4 separate regions of the Homo sapiens genome follow, and regions 2, 3 and 4 are each linked to region 1. A link is a contact called in ENCODE Hi-C or POLR2A ChIA-PET data. All regions are on one chromosome and are shown on one strand. The core of a region is the stretch at or near the end of the contact, and the rest is flanking DNA. Distances in the headings are between cores, read along the strand shown. Region 1 overlaps LINC00598 (long intergenic non-protein coding RNA 598). Region 2 overlaps FOXO1 (forkhead box O1). Region 3 holds the start of LINC00548 (long intergenic non-protein coding RNA 548). Region 4 has its middle 38 kb from the start of LINC00598.

Region 1 (2,641 bases), core at 49-2,548:
ACTCAGTTCCATATGACTGGGGAGGCCTCAGGAAACTTACAATCATGGTGGAAGGGGAAGCATGCACCTTCTTCACAAAGCAGCAGGTGCGAGTGTGAGCCCAGGGGGAAGAGCCTCTTATAAAACCATCAGATCTCATAAGAACTCAGTAACTATCAGGAGAACAGCAAGAGGAAACCGCCTCCATGATCTAGTCATCTCCCTTCCTCAACACATGGGGATAACAATTCGAGATGAGATTTGGGTGGGGACACAGAGCCAAACTATATCATGGTATTTACACTACAGAGGACAGAAAAAAAAGCAGCCAACCAACCAAGACTTAAAGGAGATTTGAGAAGGGGCCACATAAATATGAGAAAGAGAGGGCCAGGAAACGAGTGTGGCTTGTGCAAAGGCCCTGAGGCTAACAGGTAGCTGGCAGGCTTCAAACACAAGGGCAGTGGACATTCTGGCTGGAGGAGGGAGGCAGGGGCAGAGAGACATGAGGTCAGGCAGAGCAGACATTTGCCGTGGGTACAAAATTAAGGGGCAGGCTGGGCGCCATGGCTCACGCTTGTAATCCCAACACTTTGGGAGGCCGAGGTGGGCGGATTACCTGAGGTCAGGGGTTCAAGACCAGCCTGGCCAACATGGCGAAACCCTGTCTCTACTAAAAATACAAAAAATTAGCTGGGCATGGTGGCACATGCCTGTAAACCTAGCTACTAGGAAGGCTGAGGCAGGAGAATTGCTTGAACCCTGGAGGCGGAGGTTGCAGTGAGCCAAGATCATGCCACTGCACTCCAGCATGGGTGACAGAATGAGACTCTGCCTCAAAAAAAGAAAAAAAAAATTAAGGGCAGCAAAAAGCTCAGTAATCAAGATGAATAATATTTTAATGCAATATTTTTAAAGATCATATTTAATACAAAAAAATCATGATTAAACATCAATATTTTAGATAATGATAGGATCAGTGATTCTCCCTTTTGCCTCAGGCTCTGCTATGGCCCAGCACAGTGTCCATCTTGAGAATGGAGAAGCCCCCTTATATTTTGTGCCTGGAGCCAGTGCCTCATTTGCTTCACCCTCCTCCCAGCCCTGAGTGCGAGAGGAGCAGGGGCAGGCAATGCAGGACCACTGCATTTGTGAAACATGACCTGACATGCACCCGACTCCTCCAGCCACTGTCCTCTGTGTGCCCCGTCCTCTCTGCTGCAGTCACGCACATGCCATCGTGGCCCATGGCCACCGTCCTCCTCCTTGACACTCTAGAAGCTGCTCTGTCTGAGCGAGGCGGCAGAGTTTACAACAGGATGTGGTTATTGGCGCTGCACAGATATGTGAGGGGAGCCTAGACGTCCGGTGTGTTCATTCAGCAGGGTGGCTAAGGACCTCCTCTGTGCCAGTCACCAGGCTAGATGACAGGATGTGACAGGGAGCAAGAAGCCTGTGGAGCCTGGGCTGCTAGCCCACTCATAACCCTAGGAGTCTTCACACAAGATCAAGGAGACCTGAAATAAATGGCCAGAAATCAACCCTCAGATGATACAGTCAGCCAGCAGCCTCAGCTTCAGAGGCAAGGTAGCCAACGGCCATGAAGATGTTCTTCAGCCCAGACACATGTGGGTAGGAGCCTGGCCGTATCGCCTAGAAGCTGTGGGATCTTAAACAGTTTACAGAGTCGTTCCAAGGGTCAATTTTCTCATCTGTGGAGTGGAAACAGATTCCCTTCAGAGGCCCCCTGTGAGGAGCAGAGAATGGCTGTGAGGTGTGTGACGTGCTTGATGAGAACCGTCTCTGTCAGCATTATGATGGCAGCACTGAAGTGCTTTCTGTTTCTATCCTGACCTACAATGGTGCCTCTTTCTGTCATGAAGTATAGGTAAGAGTTGGTGAAAGAATGGCAGGCTCCTCCAGCAGCTCCCAGTTCCTGCAGGGAGGCAGCCGGCAGCACATTTAAGGAAGCCCTGCCGGTCAGACACTTGGAGAAGGAACGAGATGTTGCCAGCACCACTCACCAGGTTTGCAAATAAACTGTCACATCTCAGCTCTCACCAGTGCGTGGCTGTGACAGACAGGTTCATGTGTGTGCAACACCCTCTTCCCTGCCACCCCCAACTTTAACACTTTCTGTTGAAAAATCCCAGGCTGCACAGAAAAGCAGCTTTCAAGTAGATGGAGGAATTTGTGAGTATCAGGTCTTCCCAGCAGGGGAGTGAGGACAGCCGGTGCCAGTTCCTGCATCCTTAGCCTGATTGTCGGCTGAATTGCAGAATTTGCAGCAAAGTTTCTAAGGATCACCAGCCTGGGTGGTTCAAACTGGCAAGGTCCAGTGCCCATGCATGGAGCCCAAGCTACCTGCCAGTTTGATGACAGGTTGGTAGGGCTCCACCTTGGAATTTTAGGCCAGAGAGAAAAGGTCGGAGCCCCTCTCTGTGGTACCTCTGGGGAAAGCCAGAAACAAGGATGCAAAGAATAGTCCAGAGTTTTGAGCTGGAAGGTATCTCAAAAAACAGGTAGTCCAGTCATTTTCAAATGTCCACTTTTACAGGGAAAACCTTGCTTATCTCAAATATAATCATATTATAAACTTAATATGTATTTTTAAAAAGAAGAAAAAAACATGCTCTTCTGTGTTGCTCAACAGGGATGCTAT
Region 2 (2,641 bases), core at 89-2,588, 220 kb after region 1:
CAGCGTGGGAGACACAGTGAGACCCTGTCTCAATAAATAAATAAACAAACAAATAAAAATAAAAATAAAAACTCTACTAGAGGGCTAGGTTTTGCCCTGCCTTTTTACAGGCCTACTGAAAACAAGGTCAGTAGACTGAAAGGGCCAGCAGAAAACACAATGACTCAAGGGTTACAGTTATCCATCTTCCATTTATCAGCTGTCATGCCATAGAGACCTTGGATCTCCCCAACAAAATCCAGGCTTCCCCACCTCTCCTACAGGGTTCTAGAAAGCTCAAATGGACAGAGCACAGCAGGCAGACAGTATATCACAGACACAGCTACGAAGATAAAGTGCCATGTATGATGGCAAAAATGTTACAGGGTCTCCATGAAATTATCAGGATGACACCTCAGGTTTTTAACCTAAGAAAACAGAAGAGACTTGTGTGTGTGTTACACATATGTACGTATACACACACGTGCGTTCGCAAGCATGCCTAAGGAGATTTCTTTCAAAAAGAAGGCTGGCCCAACAATTTCAGTGGCCAAGAAATTTTATCATCCCAGGCACAACATTTCTTGTTTGCTTGATGTCAATTCCATGTACAGTAGTCCTTCCCTGAGCTTTCACTTTCCACCTTTTTGAGTTACCTGCAGTACAACACAGTAAGATATTTTGAGAGAGAGAGAAACCACATTCATCTATCTTTTATTACATTATACTGTTATTATTGGTCTGTTTTATTATTAGTTATTGTTGTTAATCTCTTACTCTGCCTAATGTATAACTATCATAGGTATGTAGGTATAGGGAAAAACGTAGTATACACAGGGTCTGATACTATCCAGTTTCAGGCACTCACTGTGGGTCCTGGAACTATCTCCCTCCTATAAAGGAGGACTACTGTGTATCGGTTTATCTACAATTTTAATGGCAACGTTTTAAAAGAGGAATGACCCACAAACTCCACTTTCCCTGCCCTCGTATTCCTTTCACCAGCAAGACAGAGGTGAAGAATTAAACTTTAATCAGCCACAATTTGAAGAAGGCTGTAAGATGATCTCCAGTATTTGAACCTTGAAATCTGGGTAAAAAAGAACACCTCATGCCTGTAAACCCCATCTCTCCATCAGGATTATCACTTGGTCAATAAGAGATAGCAAAGTCAAAAGTGTCCTCTTTTTGGAGGTGGTGTGTGTGTTGGAGGGCAGGGTCTCTGTAAGAACAGCTATAAGTAAAAGAGATATGGTGAAAGGTCACTAGTCTGTCATCTCTCTCTTCCTGAGGCACATAAGGATGTGACATAGTTACATGTGGTTTGCAAGAGGGCTCCTCCCTTTACAATCTGCTTCTCCGACACCCCTAATCTAATCAATTTTTATTTTCAGTTTGGTGTTTAAAAAAAAAAAAGTTACCACACAGAAAGGACTTTAAGTCTGAAATGTTAATCACATCAAAGTCTGGAACTTCAAAGTTGCAGTTCCCACACCAAGAGCAGCTCCGGTCCCCATCTGCAGTTTGAGTGTTAATCTAGATGGTAGTTTCTCTGATTTAAGACCTTGTTTTATGTGTACAGGGAGTGTGGCCAAGTCACAGGCACTACGAATTTGAATTTCCTGACTCTCACTTGGTTTAGTGGATGATTACGGCGTCAGCATGTGCATTTGAAACAGGTCCCCAAAGAGGAAGCACATTCAGGTCACTTGAACAAACACAAGCGTGAGCCACACCAGAGCCCTCCAGCTGACTGCCTAGCAGCAGTTACACGGTCTCCCATCAGGACCCTGTGACCAGAACTACCAGGCAGCTTTCATGGAACTGAAGTTGGATCCTCACGGCTGGTACCATTAAATGGCTTGTTTTTCTAAGAACCTGTGAAGAGCTTTAACAGACAGAAGAAAGTAAATCAGACCTCTCCTTAAAAAGAAAAAATAAAGGGTGAAAAAACTAGCACTCAACCCGGTATTTTAACTACTGGCAGTTGCCTTTCTTCTACCATGCAACACAGTGGTTTCCAAAGGTATTTTCCAGAAGTTCTGGTTCCTGATTTCAGTGGCTACTCTATTTCAGGAATAAGGACAAAACTCAATACAGAGACAAATGTTGGAAAAGTCCCAGGGAACTAACCTGGCACCAGCAGTTCTGTGCAAGTCCACCCGGCCAGGCCAGGATGCATCTAAAAGCCAAACAGTTTGCTGTGTGCTTGCTTCTCATCGTCTTCGTCTCCTCTAGCAGCTGGAAATTTTAAAGCTAGATATGTTTAACCACCAGGAAACATGCTGACCATGAGCTCAGTCCTCTTCAGAAAGTCAAGAGCACTGCAGGGAATAGGACCTCTTTTCAAAGTGTGATTCTGCAACACAATGGCACCATATTTAATTCATCTGAACATTCTACTTAGCAAGAGGGACCTACAGGACTCAAGGTCACTGGAGTTGCAAGCAGCCTGAAAACATGGTCAATGACGTTTCATTTTGTAAAGAGGAAAACTAAGGAACTGAGGGGACAGCAAATCTTCACGTAGAAGATTTTGTTACTGAGAACAACGCCAGCAACTTTCTCACAGTGCACAGTGGAAGATCTCTTGGCCCTGCAGAGAAGAAAGCACAAGGATAGTGATGCTCCCCTTATCTGGTGGCCAGCCTTCCAACCCCTC
Region 3 (2,641 bases), core at 142-2,641, 170 kb before region 1:
TGCCCTCAGAGCTATAAATACAATTAAAAGAAATTGTAAAACAAAATGGAATGTAAAAAGTGTTTTAAGGGAAGTTATTGAAAGTGAATGAAGGGCATTGCCACATGGAAAGAATAGTGAATTAAGAACAAGGAGATTTTTTTCTCAGCCCTGGTTTTAATGTTGGTCTAACATAAACCCTGTCACCTCCCTAGGCTTTGGTTTCCCCGAAGTAAGGAGGCAGAAGTGGAAGATCCCGAGGTCCCTGTAACTTCTAACATTTCATTCCCTCTGCCTCTACGTAAGTGAAGGTAACATTCAAACTGAGCACTGAGTAGCAGGGTATTGCATTCCAGGAGTGGAGACTCATACAAGCAAGTTTATGAAGATAGAAATACATCAATATTAATGGAATGGCAAGTGGTACCATTTGAATACAGCGAATGGCAAAAGAAGGTAATGTCTTGAGAGTTAGATTCAGAATAATTTGTGAAGGGCCTTATTTTTAGGCCAGAGAAATAAAAGAATTAGTTACTATTGAGCAAGTGCAAAAGAGCCTTCTTATGTGTCTGTGCAAGGAGCCTACTTTCTCAGAGTTACCTTCTCCCTACACTTCTCACACCTCCTTACACCTGCGCACCCTACAAGCAAGGGCTGGACATGGCCGAAGTCAATCACTTTGCAGAAAGTCAAAGTCCCTATTGAGAAAGGCCCCTGAAGAAGCTGAGCTGGGGTGCAGGGCCTCCCCCATATTCCCTGTAAGCCCTGTGATCACCAACACGGAGTTATCTTGGAGGGCTGTTCTCGTCTCCAATTACGCCCTGTACATGGTCATATTCCCCCACCCTCGGCAAACCAAAATGAGGCGGCAGCAAGGGCGAGTAAATAGTCTGTTTAGGGGCGTGCAGGCAATGCTCCAGGTTGTGCCACCAGGCCTCACTGCCAGGCCCTCTGTGATGGGTGCTCAAGCAAGCAGGGGGAAAGGGGTGCTTTCCTGTCCCCGCTGGAACGGCCTTCCCACCCATCTGCCTGGTAAACGCCTACTCATACTTCAAGCCTTAGCTCCAGAGTTGTCTGATCTAGAAGCCCTTCTTGACCACCCTCAAACCCTTCCCAGGCACAGTGGGCCCCTCACTCTACCCTACTCAGAATTTTCACAGCACCCGTGATTCTTAATCGTATTTATTCACATATCTTTCCCCCAAACAAGCTGCAAACAATCCCTTGGGCAGGATACTCTGTCTTAGTTATCTTCGTACTCAGTCACCTAGCCTTTACCTGACACGTGGTTGTACCTCATGAGCATTTGTCAATAACAAGAGTAGCTGACTTTCGCAGAGCACTCACCCCGAGGCAGGCACCACACTGGCAGCTTCACATGCACTAGTCATTCAATCCCCACAGCAACTGTTTATGTTTGGTGCTATTATCCCCACTTTATAGATGAAGAAACTAAGGCATAGATGAGCTAAGCAACTTGCCCCAAAGTGAAAGCACTACTTTCTTTTCCAAGATCTTTATCACTTTAGATATACAGTAGGTAAAGCAATCTGAAATTGAGAAAACCTCTAACGCCATTGCAGAACTGGGGGTTGTAAAAACGTTAGTCCAAGCTGACGCTGAAACAGTGGGAAATGTGTAGACACCACAGACTCAAATTCTGAGAATTCTTTATTTTTGGAGTCAGTGTCTCACTCTGTTTCACAGACTGGAATGCAGTGGTGCAATCATAACTCGCTGCAGCACCCAGCTAACTGTTTTTATTTTTTTGTAGAGATGGGGTCTTGCTATGCCGTCCAAGCTGGTCTCGAGCTCCTGGCCTCAAGCGATCGTCTCACTTCCACAGATGGTGAGAATTCTTCCTTATTCACCCCTAGTAAGGATTCACTAGTAATTTAATGATAACACCATAATACCCAAGTCACATAGTCCGATCATTAAGCCCAGTTCATGCTTATGGAACATCTGATAAAATAAATTTTAAACTATGACCTGCTCCTCTCCCTCCCACACTAACTCTGTGGACAGAGATTCATTTGCAACAACTTTTCTCCCACTGACTCCCAGTGACCTTTCCCACCACTGTCCCTTTTCAAATACAGAGTGCGTGTAGGTAAGCCCTCCCCAGGAGGGAAGAAAGAGGCCATTAGGCAGAGAGGAGATTTGCAGGGTGGAAGTACTAACTGGTTCTATCCCACTGCCCACCTCTGAAAATAGCCTCCTTGATGGCCACAAGCCCAGACATCTCATGAGAGCACCAAGTAGATTACATTCTTATTTATTTAAAAGGAAACAGCCCACCTGGGCCTGGATTCTCCACAGAAAAACAAAAGAGAAGCAGAGAGAATCAAACTAGCTCTCTGGAACAAAGGTGTACAGTTTAAATGATTGCACAACAACTGCTGCAAACCAGAACATTCTGTACGGTCGGAAGAGGCTTAATTAGCCTGAACCAAAAGTCTAAGGTCATGTGATTCAGAACATTTCACAGCCTGGGTTGTGACATTAGAGGTGCTACGGGCCATCCTACCAGACCACTGTGGGGCCCCAAACTGGACAGCCTTTTGTTTTCTCCAACCGAGGCTTAATTTAAATTAAAAACATCGAGGGGTAGTGGGGAGCCTCTGCCTGTCCTTTGGAAGCCACAGTTGTTTCATTTGTA
Region 4 (2,641 bases), core at 95-2,594, 130 kb after region 1:
ACAACTGGACCCTTCAGAGAGGTATATTGGGAGAAGGCTCTTGGTGCCCCACAAGAGACCCACACCACCTGTCCTACCTATCCCAACCAGACGGCTTGGCAGGTGAGGGGAAGGAGCAAGGCTGAGAGGTGAACAGACCCTCAGCCATCACCATCGACAACTTGTAAAAATGTGGGGACCAACAAACACCCACTAACCTCTTTTTGCACTGGGCTTGTTCAGCTGCCTGCTGAGTGGGCTGAGAACAAAGTCAGCTGCAGTCATGAATACATGAGCCAATGCAGTGGTTATTAACATTTTGGTGTCATTGATCCTCAAAGAACATGGTGTGACCTAGGGACTTTCTCCCCAGGAGACACATGCAGATACTCACTGAAATTTGCATACAGTTTCAGGGGTTTCACAACCCCCTGAAGCCTCTCCATAGAGGTAAGAACCTTTGATCTTCTAATCGAACAATGATCTGTCCAAATTTAAACTTACAGAAGAGGTACAGTTCCAACATTGGTGAGTAGTTTTGTTTCTGTGTATGAGCATTGAGTACAGAGTAGAAGCTCACCAAGTCAAATCCCAGCACTTTCCTTTCAATGAGAAATGTACTTAAACTTCTCAGCCTCGGTTGTCTTGTCTGAAAAATGAGAAATAGTGATACTACTTCCCAGAGCTACTGTCAGGATTAAATCAAATAATGTCAGCTATAGACTCCTGAAGCACCCTGGACTTCCCCTTCTAAACCCTGCATCCCCTTCTAATCATTCAACTTAAGCAGTTGTTCAGTAGCCATAACCCAGTAAATTGTAAGCTTCAGGAAAGCTTTATTCACAACTGTATTCCCTGGGGCTCAGACTGTCTCGTTCAGCATGGTGCCCGGCGCATGGCTTCTGCTCAGTAAATGGTAGCTCTTATGAATATCCAGCTCAAACTGGTAATGACAAGGAAGCATTGCTAGACAACGAAAGGGTATCTGCTAAAATGTCTGCCTTCGGAAACCTATTGTGGACTCCATGGAAGAAGAACAAGTGCTGTCTTCTTTCTTTGTTGCTATCCTCAAACAAAGAAGTGAAGGATTGTTGCAAGACTCAAAGTCTGTCACTCCCACAGAGCACCAGGAAATGAGCCTCTTCCCTCAGATTCCCCCACCCCAGTTCTGATCCACATAGAGGCTTCTGAGACTCAACCCCATCTGTGAGTCTAAATGGACAAGACAGCAGCTGCTGAGTGGGAGGCAGCACCATCTCCGGAGAGAGGCCCCAGCCCTTTCCCAAGAAGGTGTTACTTTTGATTTCCTTCAAGTGTGATCAAGGTGGGTGAAGGGTGGCTGCTGGAAGTCTAGGCGAGGTGTGGGCTGGCTGAGTCAGGGCTGGCCACGTTCCCCTTGGGAAATTCCCATAGGGAGGGAGCAGGTGGCAGTTGTCAACTGGGAAATTAACCTGGCGTGACTTTAAGATCAATGGGTAGATTGTAATCTGCCCACAGAAAAACCTGGGTCTAATTAAGGGACAGCACTCTGGGTGGAAGTGAGATCCTATGTTTGGAATGAAGTCCTTCACCTTGGCCTTCTCTGTTTCCACCTCTCTAGTTCACAGGCATGTTGTTAGAATAAATCAAATGAAATGATAAATACATACATTTGAAAACTGAAAAAGTGCTCATGGAGTAGATTAATAAAATAGTATATAAAAGAATAAGGCAGATTTTCATACTGTTACTAAAAAAGTTTAATTAAAATGCTATTGAAAAGTATTAATGCAATTTATTATTATTAATTTGCCTCCACTTAGCACCAGGGAGCAATTTCCCCATTTTAGGGGATGGAGGCCTGGCCAAGGAATCAGGATCTGTAGGTGACTCTTATTTGATTAGCCATGTTTGCTTCAGGGCACCAAATCACAAAGGAATAAAAAATACCAGAGCTGCCCAACAATGAAAAGATTTCTTAGAGACATTTTAGGCTTCCTCTCAAATCCTCGTGTTTTACATATATTACAAATTCTTAGCCCAAGTCCAAAAGATGGACTATAAATAAACTTGCAGACAAGCATTAAAAGGTAGAAGGTTCAGGGTGACATGGGACCCCATGAATGAAATCTAGAGATAGGGACTTGTTCCTCCCGGACCAAGATAAACTCCCAGGGAAAACTTCTACAACCTGGAGACAAAGCAGGACTATTTCCCAGGAGAGGAGAACAAACAGCTTTTTATCAATAATGACTACCATTGTGTTGGATATCAACTATGCACTAGATACCTTCTCTGCATCACTTCTAACCCTCAAACAAGTCCCAGTTTATAAATGAGATTGAGAGAGCTCACATGAAGTGTAAGATCACAGAGGCTAAAGAAAGGTGGGCTCCAGGTTTGAACCAAGGCCTACCTGTTCTGTCAGCTCACCCTTCTCAGCCGTGCTGCGGTTATTCACCATGAGACCCAGAGGAGGTGACACTGCCTGCCGTGGCGAATGGGTGTGATCACATGAGGTCCAGCCGGGCATTTTTGCAGGCTGGGCTGTGCCTCTTCCCTAATCTGGGACAGTTATACTGCCAGAAGTTCAAAATTAGGCTAGACAACCCATTTTCTTAGCTTCCATCCAGTAAAATAAAAGTTTTAAAACCAGACATGAAAAAATGTGGGTTTTTTTAAC

What was found. Hi-C counts contacts between places; a loop is a spot of excess contacts on that map. ChIA-PET counts read pairs that join two places held with the same protein, here RNA polymerase II (POLR2A). Pooled maps may share reads with other maps.
Region 2: a map of natural killer cell shows a loop between it and region 1 (11-fold over the local background). The contact joins two enhancer-like sites. A Hi-C loop is called at or near these places in 4 of 168 maps with a recorded cell type or tissue (CD4-positive, alpha-beta T cell, naive thymus-derived CD4-positive, alpha-beta T cell and natural killer cell), 2 of 37 single-sample maps with no recorded cell type and 8 of 50 pooled maps. POLR2A ChIA-PET finds 5 or more read pairs at or near these places in 3 of 52 experiments (activated CD4-positive, alpha-beta memory T cell, activated CD8-positive, alpha-beta T cell and naive thymus-derived CD4-positive, alpha-beta T cell).
Region 3: a map of natural killer cell shows a loop between it and region 1 (10-fold over the local background). The contact joins the promoter of LINC00548 here to the enhancer-like site in region 1. A Hi-C loop is called at or near these places in 3 of 168 maps with a recorded cell type or tissue (CD4-positive, alpha-beta T cell, naive thymus-derived CD4-positive, alpha-beta T cell and natural killer cell) and 9 of 50 pooled maps. POLR2A ChIA-PET finds 5 or more read pairs at or near these places in 6 of 52 experiments (CD4-positive, alpha-beta memory T cell, CD8-positive, alpha-beta memory T cell, WTC11 and 3 more).
Region 4: a loop to region 1 is called in a map of GM12878, with 2.5 times the contacts of the local background. The contact joins two enhancer-like sites. A Hi-C loop is called at or near these places in 1 of 168 maps with a recorded cell type or tissue (GM12878), 6 of 37 single-sample maps with no recorded cell type and 11 of 50 pooled maps. POLR2A ChIA-PET finds 5 or more read pairs at or near these places in 4 of 52 experiments (T-cell, activated CD8-positive, alpha-beta T cell and activated naive CD4-positive, alpha-beta T cell).

The regions. Positions count from the first base shown.
Region 1 is chr13:40,387,538-40,390,178 of GRCh38, forward strand. All of the region lies in intron 6 of LINC00598 (long intergenic non-protein coding RNA 598), which reads right to left. Among named protein-coding and RNA genes, the nearest start is that of LINC00598, 92 kb to the right of the region's middle. RefSeq lists enhancers at 1,009-1,148, 1,589-1,668. Within about 2 kb of position 1,299, at least 9 of the 41 ENCODE cell types and tissues checked have a DNase peak (open chromatin) inside an H3K27ac peak, as active enhancers do; they include CD4-positive, alpha-beta T cell, GM12878 and natural killer cell, where a contact is called at or near this core.
Region 2 is chr13:40,612,038-40,614,678 of GRCh38, forward strand. All of the region lies in intron 1 of FOXO1 (forkhead box O1), which reads right to left. Among named protein-coding and RNA genes, the nearest start is that of FOXO1, 53 kb to the right of the region's middle. RefSeq lists an enhancer at 1,259-1,308. Within about 2 kb of position 1,339, at least 26 of the 41 ENCODE cell types and tissues checked have a DNase peak (open chromatin) inside an H3K27ac peak, as active enhancers do; they include CD4-positive, alpha-beta T cell and natural killer cell, where a contact is called at or near this core.
Region 3 is chr13:40,219,111-40,221,751 of GRCh38, forward strand. LINC00548 (long intergenic non-protein coding RNA 548) reads right to left here and starts at 1,392. Exons shown (of 6, transcript NR_033877.1): 1 at 1,327-1,392.
Region 4 is chr13:40,517,372-40,520,012 of GRCh38, forward strand. No RefSeq gene overlaps it. Among named protein-coding and RNA genes, the nearest start is that of LINC00598, 38 kb to the left of the region's middle. RefSeq lists a silencer at 205-404 and enhancers at 610-1,809, 615-764, 885-954. Within about 2 kb of position 1,345, at least 2 of the 41 ENCODE cell types and tissues checked have a DNase peak (open chromatin) inside an H3K27ac peak, as active enhancers do; they include GM12878, where a contact is called at or near this core.